Regions from separate parts of the Homo sapiens genome. Here region 2 is linked to region 1. Evidence: chromatin loops called from intact Hi-C (ENCODE). Cell type or tissue: heart right ventricle. All regions are shown on one strand.

Region 1 (8,000 bases):
TTCAATACTTTAAAGACGTCATTCCACTGTGTCCTGACTTGCCTTTTGTTTCTGATGAGAAGTTGGCATTAATTCTTAATTGTGATTCCTGTATGTAATGGGTTTTCTCTCCACCCCCAGCTGCTTTGAAGATTTTTCCATTTATCTCTGGTTTTTAGCAATTTGACTACCATGTGCTTTGGTGCAATTTCCATTGTGCTTACCATTCTAGGGGTTCACTGAGCTTTTTTGGTCTGTGGATTTACAGCTTTCATCAAATTTGGAAAAAATTCAGTCATTACCTTTTTGAATATTTTTCTCTTTCCACTTCATCTTTTATTAATATTGTCTCACTGGTCACTACATTTTAATTCATTTTCTTTAGTCTCTTGTCTCTCTATACTTCAGTTTGAACAGTTTCCATTGCTGTTTTTAGGGTGACTGACATTTTGGGCAGTGATTAATCTTCTGTTAAGCACATTTGGATATTGTTTTTCAGCTCTTGAAAGCTCCACTTGGATATTTTTTATATCTTCCATTTCTTTCCTCATTATGTTCATGTCTTCCTTTAAATCCTTGAGAATAATTATAATAGCTGTTTTGAAGTCCTTGCTGCTGATTTCATTATCCCTGCCATGTCTGGTTGGTTTCTCTTGACAAATTTTTCTTAATGTTATAGGTCACATTTGTCAGCATCATCACATGTCTAGTAATTTTTGAGTGGATATTGGGCATGGAGCTCTGAATTTTGTTGTTTTCCTTTACAGATTTTGGACTTTCTCTGGCAGACAGTCCAGTTACTTGTGGATCAGCTTTGTCCTTTAAAGGCTTATTTTTAAGCAGTTAGGTTAAATCAAGGGTAGTCTTTCCTCTGGGGCTAGTTTAGTCCTAAGACTGAGGCACAGTCCTTCTCCGATCTCTACAAAATGCCCAGGTGCTCAACAAGGCCTCTTCGCTTTTTGCTTTTCAAAACGTGAACATCTCCCAGGCCTGTGTGAACTTCGGGAACTTTTTGGCTTACAGCCCCCGACTTAGTTTCTGCCTGGCTTAGCGGTTGCTTTCACACTGTACATGCTTGGCTTAATATTTAATAACAGACCCATTTATTGATGTACTTCTTTCTCTGCAGAGCTTTCTTGTGTTTGGTTCTCCAGTCCACCAGTTCTAGCTGTTTCAGCTCTCTCTAAACTTTGGTCTTATCTCCTCAACTCACTGTCAGTGCCATGCTTGGGTTTTTCCTTCCTGCACCAAGATCTGAAAAGTGCCTCCAGACAGAAAGCTGGGTCAACTGTAGGTTTTTTCCCCCCATTCTCCTAAGGATTACGGTCCTGTGTTGTTTAATTTCTGAAAACATTTGTTTCATACATTTGCTTATTTTTCAGTTTTCTAGTTGCCCACAGTGGGAGGGCAAGTAGAGTTGCAGTTATTCCTCATAGCTAGAAAGATAATTTATTGAAAATGCTTTGCCATTTTTATAAGCACTCTTGTAAAATAAGAGACAGAAATAATGCTCTTGTCCATTAAAATTTTAATTGGACCAAATAAGTTATCCAAATCACTTCATGGAGAAACTAGCAAATGCCTAAACCTAATTCCCCCAACCTGAAAATGGACCTATATCTCACATACTCAATTTTGATTTCTTAGGTAAAATCTAAGACTATCAGTCTTGCCAACAATGGATAATGTAATTGGACTGATTTTGCTGTCTAGCAGTGACATGGAACAGTGGTTATACCACAAATCAGAAAGATTCAGGAGGAAAGCCAGACCTCAGAACGACTCCTGATCCCACCTGGATCTGTTCCTGCAGGCTTCAGGGAACAAGACAAGGGATGCCTGGTCACAGCTATATAACCCATGTTATTGGGGTGCTGTCTCCCCATCTTAGAAAGCTTCTTGTTGTCTGAAGATCTGACTAGACCTTGGCACATTGTAAGCAGCCTAATCGTCAAGCCCTGTACTAGTTCCGTTTATTATTTCTGCTTGGCAGGGGACACGGGTCTGTTGCACATGGGAAACTCCAATATGCTGTTCTCAGGGATCCGCATTCCCGTGACCATTGTTATGCATGTCAGAAGATAAATGAGACCCTGGCACATTTCCACGAGGCGCCATCTCATAAAAAGACACATTAAGGAAATTGTATTGAATTGTATCATTTCAAATACATAGGGCTCTATGCACTACTGTGTTTATTTTTTATGTTGATATTTTACCTCCTCCTTCTCTTGGGAAGGGACAGTAAATTCTCAGGAGTCCTACAAATGTAATGAACAACCCAATTTTTTATTTATCAGGAAGCAGAATAAAGAGATTGGGGATGAAAGAAGTAGGAGGTCGCCATCCTCTCTTTATGCCAAGCCTATCTGGCCTCCACAGAACCTGTACCATCTCTTCCAGAAGCTTCTCTCTCTCTCCTCAGCCACCCACAAGGAGGGGAAGAAGTGCAGTCACTTCTGTAGATATGGGATGACTTTGGTAAAATCCAAGTACTGTGGCATTTTGGGAAAAAGATGTTCATTATTTAGAAAAAGTGGGCTTTTTTTCAAAATGATATCAGGAAAGGTAACAGGCAAACATAATCATCATTGGAGGAGAACATCTGTTAGGCACAAAACCTTGACAAAACCCTTTCCCATTGTTGCTAGCTAATTACAGACCCAACCGTTATTTGGGAATGGGAATATCACACTATAAAGGTTCCATATAGCTCTCATACCAAATGTAGCTAGCAGAGAACATACTAGATTAGCCACTGGGAATGAGGTGCATTGTTTGAAGTCAAGGCTTTAAGTCATTGGTAATAGCTGGCTATCTCAACATTTCCAGGAGGTGTCTTCATGGACTAAGCATTCATATTACCTGTAGCCAAGAGGTAAAAACAGTAGTTTTTACCCTGGAATGTTCTAGAGTCACCAGTGCCTAGCCTCCAGTCCGTGCCAGTGAAGTCAGACTCTGGCCATCGTGCCTGAGCACTGGTATTTTTGCTAAGGGTTTCAAATAATTCTAATGAGTAGCCAGGATTGAGAACCACTCTTAGACCGATAACTCCTGTGAAATTGGAGAGCAGAAGATAACATGAACAAGCTTTTAGTGGTTTCCTTGATCTTCTGCTTAGGTTCCCCTTGTCCCATTGAAATCTACCCACCCCATTGTGTCTGCAACAAATTTCTATTCCTGAGAATAATCCATCAGTTTTGAAAATGAAATGCTCAAATAGGATATGCTCTACAGTCTAGGATTTTCCAATGATTTAATTATCTAATTACTGGAGCTGGCTGCCAAGCACAAATGGTTTTATTCAGTTTCACTATTTTATAACACAGTTCAAAGAATATTTGAATTTCTAATTCAATTTTTGTTCTTTTGAGACTAGTCTAGTGTTTCGTATATCTCTAATGATAGCTCCATTATTGGACTTAGAGCCACTGTGCGGCTGCAGTTCATTTTTGGTATATAATACCGCACATGTTGAAGGAGAATTGGTGCCGAGATAGCTTAATTATTCTAAGCTGTTTTTGTCTTAAGTAGACTCCCTCGATTGAAAAGACAGAAGTTTGATGGGGAGGAAAGCTGAATGGGACCCAGGGAATACAAATGCAGAGGTAGAAACAGTAACAGCCAGGTTAGGAAACACCATGCTTATTTTTCCCTGCGAGTCTGCGCTTTAGAACTGCCCAACTTCCCAGGCTCAAAAGCACATTTGCTCACTGTTCTTTATTCCCAGAAAGCCAGAAAAGTTGAGTAGTTCTGGAGCAATAAAGAAACTTGTGTGGTTAACACAGCATTCCTAGACCTTGACCAAAGACCTTCTTTGTTTAAGAAAACTGCTCTTTTTCACAAAGCTGCACAGTTCAAGGGTTGCAAGGCGAGACAAGTGTGAGAGATCCCTCCCAGCCGGCCAGAGGACCAAACTACGCCAGCCACTGATGGGGTGACGCTGTAGCTACAGACATCAAGAGAGCCTTGGTATCAAATTCACCTCTAACGCCTGTGAAATTCCCAGGGGAAGTGCGGCATTTATGCTAAAGCAATTCCATCCCTGTCCCCAAACCAACAAATGCTCACTTTTGAGAGCAGTTAGGTACTTCCATACAAATGATATGTATGTTTTTCTTAAAGGGCGCAATGAGGAGGTAACAATTTCGAAATGGCCAGCAGATGGTGCCAAAAGGCAGGAGCAGTGAAGGGAAGGGCTTGACCTCCAGGAGCCCCAGGTAAGAACGAACTTGGGAGCCGATAGGCCCCCTCTGAACTGCAATTGTGTCCTTTGGCCTGCAGAGTACTCAGTAATTAGTTTTCAATTACTTTCCAACATTTTTAAATGGCGGTAATTCATATAAAACCTGTGTCTCCAGATTTGCTTGAAATATTGAAACATCTAGAAACACTGGATACTTATTCTATCAGGTTAAGAGCCAGTTGGAACTGAGTGGCTACTATCCTTTAAAGGGGCCAATTTACTGTGGTCTCTCCTCCATTTCACTTGCTGTTACTGCCCGGACACTGAAGACATGTGACTTTGTCACCCCCTGACACAACCCAGCCCAACCCGTACACTTCATTTCATTGCAATGTGTCTTTAAAATTGCAAAGCGAGAGGAAGCTAATGCAAAGGATGGGGCCATCACAGACGATGAGATTCACTAGGAGATTTAAATGAATTTGCATCAGATGTTCAAGGTATCTGGGATGTTGCCTAAGAGACAGAGTAGCCTTTGGAGATCAGAGCCCTCACTCTTCTAGCAACCGTCATGATCCATGCTGGGGCCTTGGGGCAGGTCTCTCAAACCAGCTGCCTTTCTGTGTGTTTTCTGGTAGGCAGAGGGCAAGGGGAAATTGTTTTCTTAGCTTTCATTAGGTGGTTAAACAACTTAGGGCTTGTGCTGTCGCTGTGCTGAAGAAGCAGAACCGATTGGAAGCCTTTTTCCTATTAGAGGAAAGGGCTCAGGAGGTTGCATCCCCATGGCTGCTCCAGGATCCTGGATACATTTATCTTGTTTTTTTTGAGACATAGTCTTGGTCTATTGCCCAGGCTGGAGTGCAATGGTGCTATCCTGGCTCATGCAACCTCTGCCTTCCACATTCAAGTGATTCTCAAGTCTCAGCCTCCCTAGTAGCTGGGACTAGAGGCACACCCCACCATGCCTGGCTAATTTTTTTTCAGTATAAATGGGGTTTCACCACATTGGCCAGGCTGGTCTTGAAGTCCTGACCTCGTCATCCACCTGCCTCGTCCTCCCAAAGTGCTGGGATTACAGGCATGAGCCATGACACCTGGCCCTATCTTCTAGCACTATTTGGATTATGAGCTTCTGGAAGTCAGGGAGGATATCTGTATAGAGCCTAGGCCAGCACTGTATCCTCAACGACCAACCTACCAGCCAGGGCAGGGAGGTGGGAGAAGGTGCACAGAGCAAATATGTGGTCTCATGCAGAGATGCACATCTCTACCTCCTTATTACCCAGGAGACAGCTTATTCTGCTTTGGCAGATTTACGGGATTTGTTGACCAAGATTCGTGACCTGAAGGGTCACTTATCCTGATTCCCGTAGAGTTTATATATTCCTTAACAATGGAAAAGAGCAAGGAACGGATGGATCACAGTATCTGAATGAAATGCAGATGTTTTTCGTAACAAATCACCATGATGGCTTTTTTTCCTTATGAATTCATCTTCTATTCTAAACTCATAGTTCTAAATACATCACAGATCCTTGCAAAAAAAATGAAAAAAAAAAAAAAAAAAAAAGCTTGGCTGACTATCCACCTTTGTCCCCGTTCAGTGTGGAGGAGGATGGAGCCTCCAAGCTGTCAGAAGTCAGCCTTCACTGGCTGTCGGCATGCTCCCCGTGGCCCCTCTCCTTTCGGCTCTTCTCCAAAAACAAATGCCCTAGAGTCTCTTCCTGCGTAAAAGTACGCACAGCTTAAAGAAGTGGTTGTAGGCCAGACGCGGTGGCTCAAGACTGTAATCCCAGCACTTTGGGAGGCCGAGGCAGGTGGATCACGAGGTCAGGAGATCGAGACCATCCTGGCTAACACGGTGAAACCCCGTCTCTACTAAAACATAGAAAAAATTAGCCGGGCGTGGTGGCGGGCGCCTGTAGTTCCAGCTACTCGGGAGGCTGAGGCAGGAGAATGGCGTGAACCCGGGAGACGGAGCTTGCAGTGAGCCGAGATCGCGCCACTGCACTCCAGCCTGGGGGACAAAGCGAGACTACGTCTCAAAAAAAAAAAAAAAAAAAAAAAAAAAAAAAAAAAAAGAAGTGGTTATAGATTGACTATAGTTGCAGTGGAAGGCTCTAGACTTGGATTGTGTGTGTGAGAGAGGAAGCCATGCTGTTTCTATGGTTCTACATTCTCTAGGTCTTCACGGAGCCCCTAGGAAAAGGAAGGTAGGAAGAGCTCAGGGCAACCGAGACAGAGGCCGCCGTGCATGAGGAATACCTGGAGCTGCCGCATCTGCTGGAGCTGGAGCCTGAGTTCCGCCACGCTCCGCCTCATCTCAAGCAGGCTCATGTGGATGGCTGAGGTGCCCACAGGTGGAGGCTGGCTGGGAGGCACCGTGGACTCCAGAGCACTGAGCATCTTCCCACCAGACACATGGGGCGTTCCTATGAGAAAAGTGCATCAGAGAACTCAGAAGGCCACAAAGGAAAGTCTAAGCTATGCATCCCATCCCAATGCAGATGACTGGTAATTCTAAAAAGGCCTAATTCTCTCATTACAAAAAATATGCATATATATGAATCACACAGTGTTATGGTATGCAGTGTGCAATGATCACATTCTAGAAGTTTAGTAAGAAAGTGCCATAGGAAGACAGGCCACAGAGCTGCCTATGCTCCTATCTATCTATCCACTGATTGTTCTATCAATTGATCAATTTTGTTTATTTTTTTTTTATTTTAATTTTTTTTTCTTTTCTTAACCCCTGGAAGTAGAGCTTTTTTAAACACACAGGTTTGCATAGAGAAAAGCTTAGAAGTGTATAAAACAAAGTGTTAACGGTATCTCCAGCTGTGCTTTTCCAATATAAGGTTTTTTGTTTGTTTGTTTACTATTTTTTATTTTTGAGAACAGGGTCTCACCGTATTGCCCAGGCAGGTCTCGAACACCTGGGCTCAAGCTATCCTCCTGCCTCTGCCTCCCTAAGAGCTAGGATTACAGGCGTGAACCACCGCACTTGGCCAATTTTTTGTATTTCTAAAATCTGCATACTGAATATCTGCAATTTTATAATAGAGAAAACTAATTTTAAAATTCTGAGACCTAATATAGAGTGCTTATGTGCCTATTTTCTGCACAGCAAATGTAACCTAAGGACATGCAACTTATTTCTGGGCAGAGATTCAGCCAATCGCCAAGGGGAGATTAGTAAGAACTGGGTACTGTCCTGAATCCCTTCAGATTTCCAAAATGAAAAGAAAGAGGGCATCTGCACACAACTCCTTTAGTAAGAAAATAAGGCAAGATGCAAAAATTCTTCAGGAGGGGACTCTAAAAAGGACAATGCAATTCTATTGATACAGGTACCTGGAGTAGAGGCTGGATCCATGTTACTAATAAAGACACACACACACACACACACACACGCACACACTCTTCTGGAGTAGAGGCTGGATCCATATTACTAATAAAGACACGCACACACACACACGCATGCACACACTGTTCTGGAGTAAAGGCTGGATCCATGTTACTAATAAAGACACACACACACACGCACACACACTCTTCTGGAGTAGAGGCTGGATCCATGTTACTAATAAAGACACACACACACACACACACACACACACACACACTTCTGTTCAGTTCTCTTTCCTGTAAAGCTTTGTCACAGGCCAGGCTGGCCTTGCAGGACAGAGCACTGCTGGCCACTTGCAGACCCTGGAGTGGCTATAGTGTGGTGGTACCCTGTCTTTCCATCCTGGCTCAGTCATTTCGGGAACCTTTCCCGCTCCAGCACACACAACTCAGCCAGGCCCCAGTGGAGCTCAAAGTGGCTCATGAG
Region 2 (8,000 bases), 130 kb after region 1:
TGTTTGAAGCTGCTACCCTAAGCTGCTGAGTGGAGAGCTATGCCTAACTGAGGAGGAAGCAGGGGATGGTGGGAATATTCTCTGAGCCACGTGAGCAGGACTCAAGGGTCTGTAAGACTGGATTTTCCTCCTTGCTCCATGGAGATCCATGACACCAATCTCCCTCTGTTTCCATCACAACCTTGTAAAGACTTCCCCAAATCATTAGGCAACCCCAAACCCGCAAACCCAAATGGTAAGCCCTTTGGGGTCATGCATGAAGGGGGTGGTCTGTATAATCAGGCCACCTGAACCCCACTTGTCCTTTCTATTCTTCTCTTCTTCGAAGGGGTCTCTCTGTCACGAAGACATTCTGGTGTCATTGGCTCAATGCAGCTCTCTCCTCTTCTGCATCTGTGATTGACCCTATAGAAATATTCTCTTCCTAATGAAAGGATGAGGGAAGAAATAAAGGACCCAACATAACAGGTGCCTGCTGCTCTGTATCAAGTAACTGTCATGTGGTAACCTAATTTAACCTTCCCTGTAACCTCACACTACTGATTACCACTGAGAAAATAGAAAAAGCAGCTTGCCCTGAAACTCTACCAAATGAAAGGAGCAAAGATCACGTGTGGCGCACTCCAGAGTTGACACCAGTGGTAAGATTGGTTGGTTGGTCATTCATTCATTCATTCATTCAGTCAGACAGGGTCTCTATTGCCCAGGCTGGAGTGCAGTGGTAAGATTATGGCTCACTGCAGCCTCGATCTCCCAGGCTCAAGCGATCCTCCCACCTCAGCCTCCTGAGTAGCTGGGACTACAGGTGTGTACCATCATGCCCAGCTAATTGTTTTAATTTGTAGTAGACGAGGTCTCACTTTGTTGCCCAGGCTGGTCTCAAACTCCTAAGCTTAAGCGATCCTTTCATCTCAGTCTCCCAAAGTGCTAGGATTACAGGTGTGAGCCACTGCACCCTGCCTAAAATTTTTATTTAACCAGGAGTCTGGGAATGCTAGTTCTAGTTCAGCTTCTGCCAAAAACTGGTCCACATATAACCTCGTTGAGTCACAGGTATCTCATCTGTAAGGCCAGAGGTTGAGCTAGTTGGTGTCTCAGATCCCTTGCAGGACCAAAACTTTCTAACTCTAAGTACACATCATATAAGAAGAAAAGATCATGTCATCCAGAAAAACAGTTTACTGAGATTTCCTTCGAATTATTTATCCTATAGCACCTGCTCCATAGATATATGTAGCTAGGTAGTGCTAAGATCTGGCTTTCCGCATTTATGTCCTCAAGTGTATGCAACATAGTTGAACAGCATTAATTTTTAAAAGACGGTCATGATTTCATTTTAACATCATGAACAAATATTTGCTGAAATGTTCACCAAGTGCACTGTTCTGCGAGGGAGATCAGATTTATTCATATTCTTTGCAATGCTATTGGATTTGGAGATAACAACAAAGATAAAAGAAAGTTAGAGCTAGAGGTATTGATGATGTATTTTTCATTCCCGTTTTCAGACCCTTAAACCCTAAATTGAAATGCCGAGGTCCAGAAAATGAACCTGCAAATGTAGCTTTACGTAATATGTTAATTGCCAGGAACAGTGGGGTGTCTGGCTAGCCAAGGTATTCACTTTGCTTCAGATTACGTTCTATTGTGAAAAGAAAAATCAACATTGCCGTGATGAAGTTTTACTTCATCCTAATTAATGCCCAATTTGCCACAGGGCATTTGAAAATACAATGAAGTTTTCCACATGCAAATGTATTTGGAATGACTCATTCCTAGCACTCATTAAAGGACATGGTTAATTTAATCATGACATTCAGACACTTTAGCCCCATTTCTTTCACTTGTGAAACTTTCAACTCAAACCCAGTCAAAATTCTGATTTCAGTTGAAGAGAACATTCTAGTTGCTAGGTACTTTTATTAAAAATTCCAGGAACAAAATATTAAATTAACAAATAAATCATCCACAGAATTTAGGTTTTCTCTACCATTCCTGCTTCACGGTACTCCAAAGGAAAATTAATAAACTCTCACTTTGGAAGCTCTACGCTTCTAAATTTGCTTACAGAGTCCTTTTTACAAGCCACAGTGCAGTTGCCTTTTTCCCATTTTCTGCTCTCCTTCTAGTTTCCTGTCTTTAATGTCCATGCTGGGTTGAGGACTAAGGGTGGGAAGGAAGACAGGGAGCTCCATCGGGCACACCTGGCTTCTATCTTATCTCCCATCCTTACATAAACCCATCCCTGGTGACAGCATCAGCTGAGGCCTTCTTCCTCCAGTTGGCCACCACCTGCCATTCTCTGGTGAGTCCTGTGACCAACAGCCAGGTGTATATTTCGAACAGCGAGCCCTGGGGTCAGGTACAGTGGCTCACACCTGTAATCCCAGAACTTTGGGAGGCCTAGGCAGGTGGATTGCTTGAGCCCAGGAGTTCAAGACCAGCATGGGCAACCTAGTTGAGACTCTGTCTCTACAAAAAATTAAAAAATTAGCCAGGTGTGGTGCTGCACACGTGTAGTTCCAGCCACTGGGGAGGCTGAGGCAGGAGGATGGCTTGAGCCCGAGGTTGAAGCTGCAGTGAGCTAGGGTGACACCACTGCACATCAGCCTGGGAGAAAGAACAAGACTCCCATCTCTAAAAAATAACAGAAGAATACAAAATTTAAAAAAAGAACAGCAAGGCTTAGCTATGCATGTCTTCTTGGCAACTTCCCACGGCTTCTGTGGCTTATGGACAGAAAAGCAAAATCTGAATGATATCTCCCCAGTGCCATTCTTGCAACTATGATCACTCTGGGTAATAGACTGAGACACCCATGATTCTAAAATACAACGGGTGGATGTGAGAACTGCAACACAAATGGAGAAGAGAACTGTAGTTAGTTTTATTATGATCTTGCAATTTTGGGGTGGGTCTGGCATTAAAGACTCAGAGAAATGGTGGTAGAGGAGAATAAATCAGCAGCTTTTGTTTTTAATAGAAACCTTGGGTGCAGGCGCTAGAGGGTCCTGCTGTTAATCTACAGTACAATATACACACACACAAAATCGAGTGTTTAGTGGACATCTGGATGCTGGATGTGAGCAGTTTGTGGATACTTGCCAGGATGACTAGTAACCAGGAACTTCTGGGCCTTACAATAAGATAGATCTATATTCACTAACCACATTTTAATGCCAACTTCCAACGGTGCATATCTGAGATTCTCACGTTTCTCCTAGCTTAAGTTGAGGTCTGATAATTAGTATTTCTCTTCCCTGACTTAGATAAAGGGGAAGCATTTTCTCTAGGATTTATTTTGATGAAATATCCTTGATACACTCAGTTTATATCCTGTTTCTTCAACGCTAATATTTCAACACTTTTCTCCCTTTTCCATCCAAAGAGTACCCAGACGTTATTCATGATTTTCACCTGTGAAAACAGAATGGCATTTGTTCTGGATGGAAATCAGACGATTCAGCAGTTGGGCAAAGTACAACTGCATCTTTTGTTTCCACATTTTCCTTCTCTGTGTGTATTATTTCATTATCAGATTGGAAAGATGAAAGGGCAGTGATACCCATTACCCGCTGCCCACGGGCAGCTCATATGGAGCCAGCCACAGTCATCCCTGCACTGAGGCATCCTCTGTGTGGAGCGAAGTGAGCCAGGCAGGACCCCTCTGCCAACCCATTGTCACCATGCAAAGCCCCCTGCCTTCCTACAGCTGCAAACAAACAAATGACAAGGACACCTCTGTGCAGAAAAGGGCTCTTCCTCATTGTTTAAAGAAGCACCACACTATGCAAATACTCTCCATAGAGTATTATCTGTGTGTCAGATTCATCTTCTGAGGTATTGTTAATTTACCTTGTCCTTGTGGTTGTCAGAAACAACAAAAAATTTATGGAACTTCTATTGCTAGCCATCACCTCCTGGGAAACTTCCAAGCCTTTAAGTTCCAAGGTCTTCCCACAGGGAAGGGTTGTTAATGGTATCCCCATGCTACAGAGGCCACTCTGAAGACTCTCTCCCTAAATTGGGGTTAGAAGGTAAAGGTATCTGGAAAAGACGTCTGGACTTACCTCCAGAAGGGGAAAGGAGGAAGTTCCTAATTGCGCAGGAAGAGGGGAGTGGATGACTTCCCAGAGCCAAGAAGAGGGTGGCAGTTTTGGTGTCAGTGGTGGCGATGGTGCTCTTCAAATTGGGAAGACCTGTATTCCATTTGCAAGAAGTGACCCACAACTGGGAAGATGGATGTGTGACATGCTTAGAGTGGGTGGAACCAGGTGCTCACACTTAGGATACTTGGCAAAGGTCCCCATAAACCTGGATGCAAACAGGCTGCACAGAAAGCAATTCACTATAAGTCCCAGGAGACTCAGAGGCCCTGGCCTGGTTTTATTGGATTGGACAAGCTCCTCAAGATTTCCTTATGACTCCAAGTGAGGGGAAAATGCTTCCCCTTAATATGATGAGGATGAATTTCTCAATAATTGCTGAAGCCAGGATAGATTGGTTTGATTTGGGAAAATTAAGAAAAGTGGTAGTTCTTGTACTGGAGTGTCAGGAAGCAAATCTGTACATATTACATCTTTAATAGAATAAGTAAATCTTGAAACAATTTGGAGGGCTGGTTAACAAATTACAATGTCTGTGTACTCTAGAGTACTACACAATCATAATAAAGGTGTTTTAATGGAATTTTGGGGTATAATTTAGTAATTGGACACAATAGAGCCAAATGCGAGCATTAGTTTTCTTTTGATGGTGGGATTACGGGTAACATTCTTTTTAAATAATTTCACCTTTTATTTTAGATTTAGATTTATTTTGGCGTGCAGGTTTGTTACATGGGTATATTGCAAAATGCTGAGGTCTGGGGTACAATTGATCCCGTCACCCAGGCAGTGAGCATGAAACTGACCCAACAGTCCCATAGATTATTTTTTTTGATAAACTGAACAAGAAATTGTTCTGGTCTCAAAGCTGGAAACCAGTATTTGTTTTATCTGAGTTCCTTCCTCAGGAAACACCTTTAGGACTCTCAAAAAAGTATCAAAGAACTGAAACGCACCAGATCACCACACCAGATGCCACACCCCTCATTCATCATGATTGTTTCCTTGCGCCTTCTCAGTTGTTGTTTTCTTATGTGTTCTTAACGTTTCTTTCCTGCTATATAAACCCCTAGTTCTAGTCAGTCAAGGAGATGGAGTTGAGACTGAGCTTCTGTCTCCTTGGCTGCAGCACCCGATCAAAGCCTTCTTCCTTGGCAATACTTGTCTCAGTGATTGGTTTTCTGTTTGGTGAGCAGCAGAACCTCGACCAAACCCCCGGTGTTTTTGTAACAAGCGTAGTATTCAATGGGTTTTCAACCCTTGCTCTCCTCCTGCCTCCCCACTCCAGGAGTCCCCAGTGTCTATTATTGCCATCTTTATACCCATGTGTACCCAATGTTTAGCTCTCACTTATTAAGTAAGAACATGCTGCATTGGGTTTTCTGTTCTGCATTAGATTGCTTAGGATAAGAGTGACACACTTTCTTTATTTCTCCAAAATAAGAATATGTTGTTTTTACAAATCAGAGAATTACTAAATAGGCATGATATTTTTAAAGAATAGATCAGAGGAAGGGAACTTTCCCATAAAACATTTAGAATCCAGAAGGATTCCTGTCTATGGTGACCTGAATGTATTCATGCCCAATTCCTGTCTTCTCTTGTGTATTCTGTATGATTGGATTCTAGGTTTAAGAACTTGTCATTAGAGATGGCCCCTGAAATGACAACACAAATGCATGGGGAAAACATGGGAAGGGAAACACGTTTTCATTTTCATGCCATGCAATATTTGGCAAGAATCCAGTTCTTACAAAACTTCCAATTCTACAAAACGATACAGTTAAGAAAAGCGCCAAGGCCATCAAATCAATTTCAGACATGCAGATTGCATTCCACCTTTTAAAGAGACAGACTTCCACATCTGTAGTTCTGATACCATTATAGTAATTTAATTTAAAGGCTCTTAAAATTTGATTCTAGGTAAATTTGGAATTTTAGCAATTTTCTATGATCCCAGAGATATTTTCCACCTTTCAACCCTTCATAGTTTGTAGATGATACAGTATTCTTTTTTTTCCCTTGAAGAGGTTTGGTTCCACCTAGAGGAGCTGCTAAATCTGTTGCCTTGCAGAGGAGACAGGGGTTCTTATCAGATCAGAAGGCAGGGTGGCCTTTTCAACTCCAGGATTAGACATCAACCTGCCACCTGTCTGCCTTGTGGCCTACCTGTAACATGACATAAACTCTACTGAAATACCACCTCAGATTGACTGCTCTCTGACTCCTCCCCAAAGCCAGAATGAGACAAAAGCTATTTAAAGAAAATAAAGCCTAGCTCAACTATGATCTCCATTTAGCATCCTTCTACCAAGTTAGAAAATTAGATCATCGGTAAGTTCCAAGTCTGGATCTCATTAACTCAGACTTTCACCCCTTTCAGAAATACGTTCATGCAATTTTTATTCAGTGATGTGTTTTCTTCTTTTCGTTTTGCCGATACAAAATTAAAAGCCTGGACTAGGTGTGGTGGCTTACACCTATAATTGCAGCACTTTGAGAGGCTGAGGCAGGAGGATAAATGAAGCCAGGAGTTTGAGACCAACCTCGGCAACGTCCCATCTCTACAAAAAACCAACATGAAAATTAGCCAGGAGTCGTGGTGCACACCTGTAGTCCCAGCTACTCGTGAGGCTGAGGTGGGAGGATCCCTTGAACCTGGCAGTTCAAGGCTGCAGTGAGCTATGCAGTGATCATGCCACTGTACTCCAGCCTGGGTCACACAGCAAGATCCTGTCTCTAAAAAAACAAAAGCCACATGAAGAATACTGCTGTTTACTTGTTGGTCCTGCCTACTATGCTGATCAGTGTACCTTTTATAAAGGCACGAACAATGTTTCTTTCACAATTTGAAACAAAGAATATGATTTTGCTTCCTGAAGGATTAATAAGTATTACCTTGTCATATGTAAAATATCATGTATGTCAGGAAGCTTGAAAGTAAATTTAATGTCCAAGCTAATCATAGTACCTATATTTTAAAATTTGCTTCCTCTTCTTACGAGATTTTGCTTTTTGATTTTCAGTGTATCTACCTTAGGGTAGATGTCTTTTTTTTTTTTTTTTTTTTTGAGACAGAGTCTCGCTCTGTTGCCCAGGCTGGAGTGCAGTGGCGTGATCTTGGCTCACTGCAGGCTCCGCCTCCCGGGTTCACACCATTCTCCTGCCTCAGCCTCCCGAGTAGCTGGGACTACAGGCGCCCGCCATCACGCCTGGCTAAGTTTTTATATTTGTAGTAGAGATGGGGTTTCACCGTGTTAGCCAGGATGGTCTCGATCTCCTGACCTCGTGATCTACCTGCCTCGGCCTCCCAAAGTGCTGGGATTACAGGCGTGAGCCGCCGCGCCCGGCCAGGTAGATGTCTTTTTATTGCAAGTTGCCTTGAATACAACAATTAATTTATTCTTTCTCTCCTTTCTTTCTGAAACAAGAAAAGTAATGCCTTATCAACAAGTAAAATGTTGAACAGGCTTTGGCTGCCAAAATCCTCATTGGTTGAGGTCTGAGCAAGACTGCAGATGCTTTTGTAATTCAGAAAGTCAGGAATGCACTTTAAAAGGCTATAGGATAAAAGGTGTCTGTGTGAGGATTGCTGTTATTATACTGATAAAAGGAAAGAAACCTGCTTGTAGCCTTTGAAGTCTCAAGTAAAATACAACCAGCAAAACATGGTGCTAAGTACACATCTTAGAAGGCCTTCTTAACAAAAGCCATTTTTAAGCTCATCTCTGCAACCTAGGCTTCAGTGCTTTATGGAGAGGATGTGGGATCCCAAGCCACGGAATCGTACCCCTAAAACTTAATTGCATTGTTGCCAAACCAAAGAGGCTTTCCTTGCTAGCAAAGGCCCTCACCCTCAGTGAGGGTATGGGCTGTGCCATGGGAGAGCTTATG

Evidence for each region. Peaks named below come from ENCODE experiments on the same cell type or tissue, not always from the same donor. Only the 100,000 strongest peaks of a DNase experiment are listed, where the experiment ranks them.
Region 2: a loop joins it to region 1, with 4 times the contacts of the local background. A loop is called at or near these places in 42 of 110 quality-filtered maps.

Annotation. Positions count from the first base shown.
Region 1 is chr10:24,499,976-24,507,975 of GRCh38, reverse strand. It overlaps KIAA1217, which reads right to left. Exons shown (of 21, transcript NM_019590.5): 9 at 6,431-6,597. Among named protein-coding and RNA genes, the nearest start is that of ARHGAP21, 220 kb to the left of the region's middle. RefSeq lists an enhancer at 6,024-6,524. In heart right ventricle, a CTCF peak has its summit at 4,161 (motif pointing right); DNase peaks (open chromatin) are centred at 1,995 and 4,142.
Region 2 is chr10:24,369,442-24,377,441 of GRCh38, reverse strand. All of the region lies in intron 2 of KIAA1217, which reads right to left. Among named protein-coding and RNA genes, the nearest start is that of MIR603, 98 kb to the right of the region's middle. In heart right ventricle, no CTCF peak of the experiment used is centred here; no DNase peak of the experiment used is centred here; H3K27ac peaks cover 1,080 bases.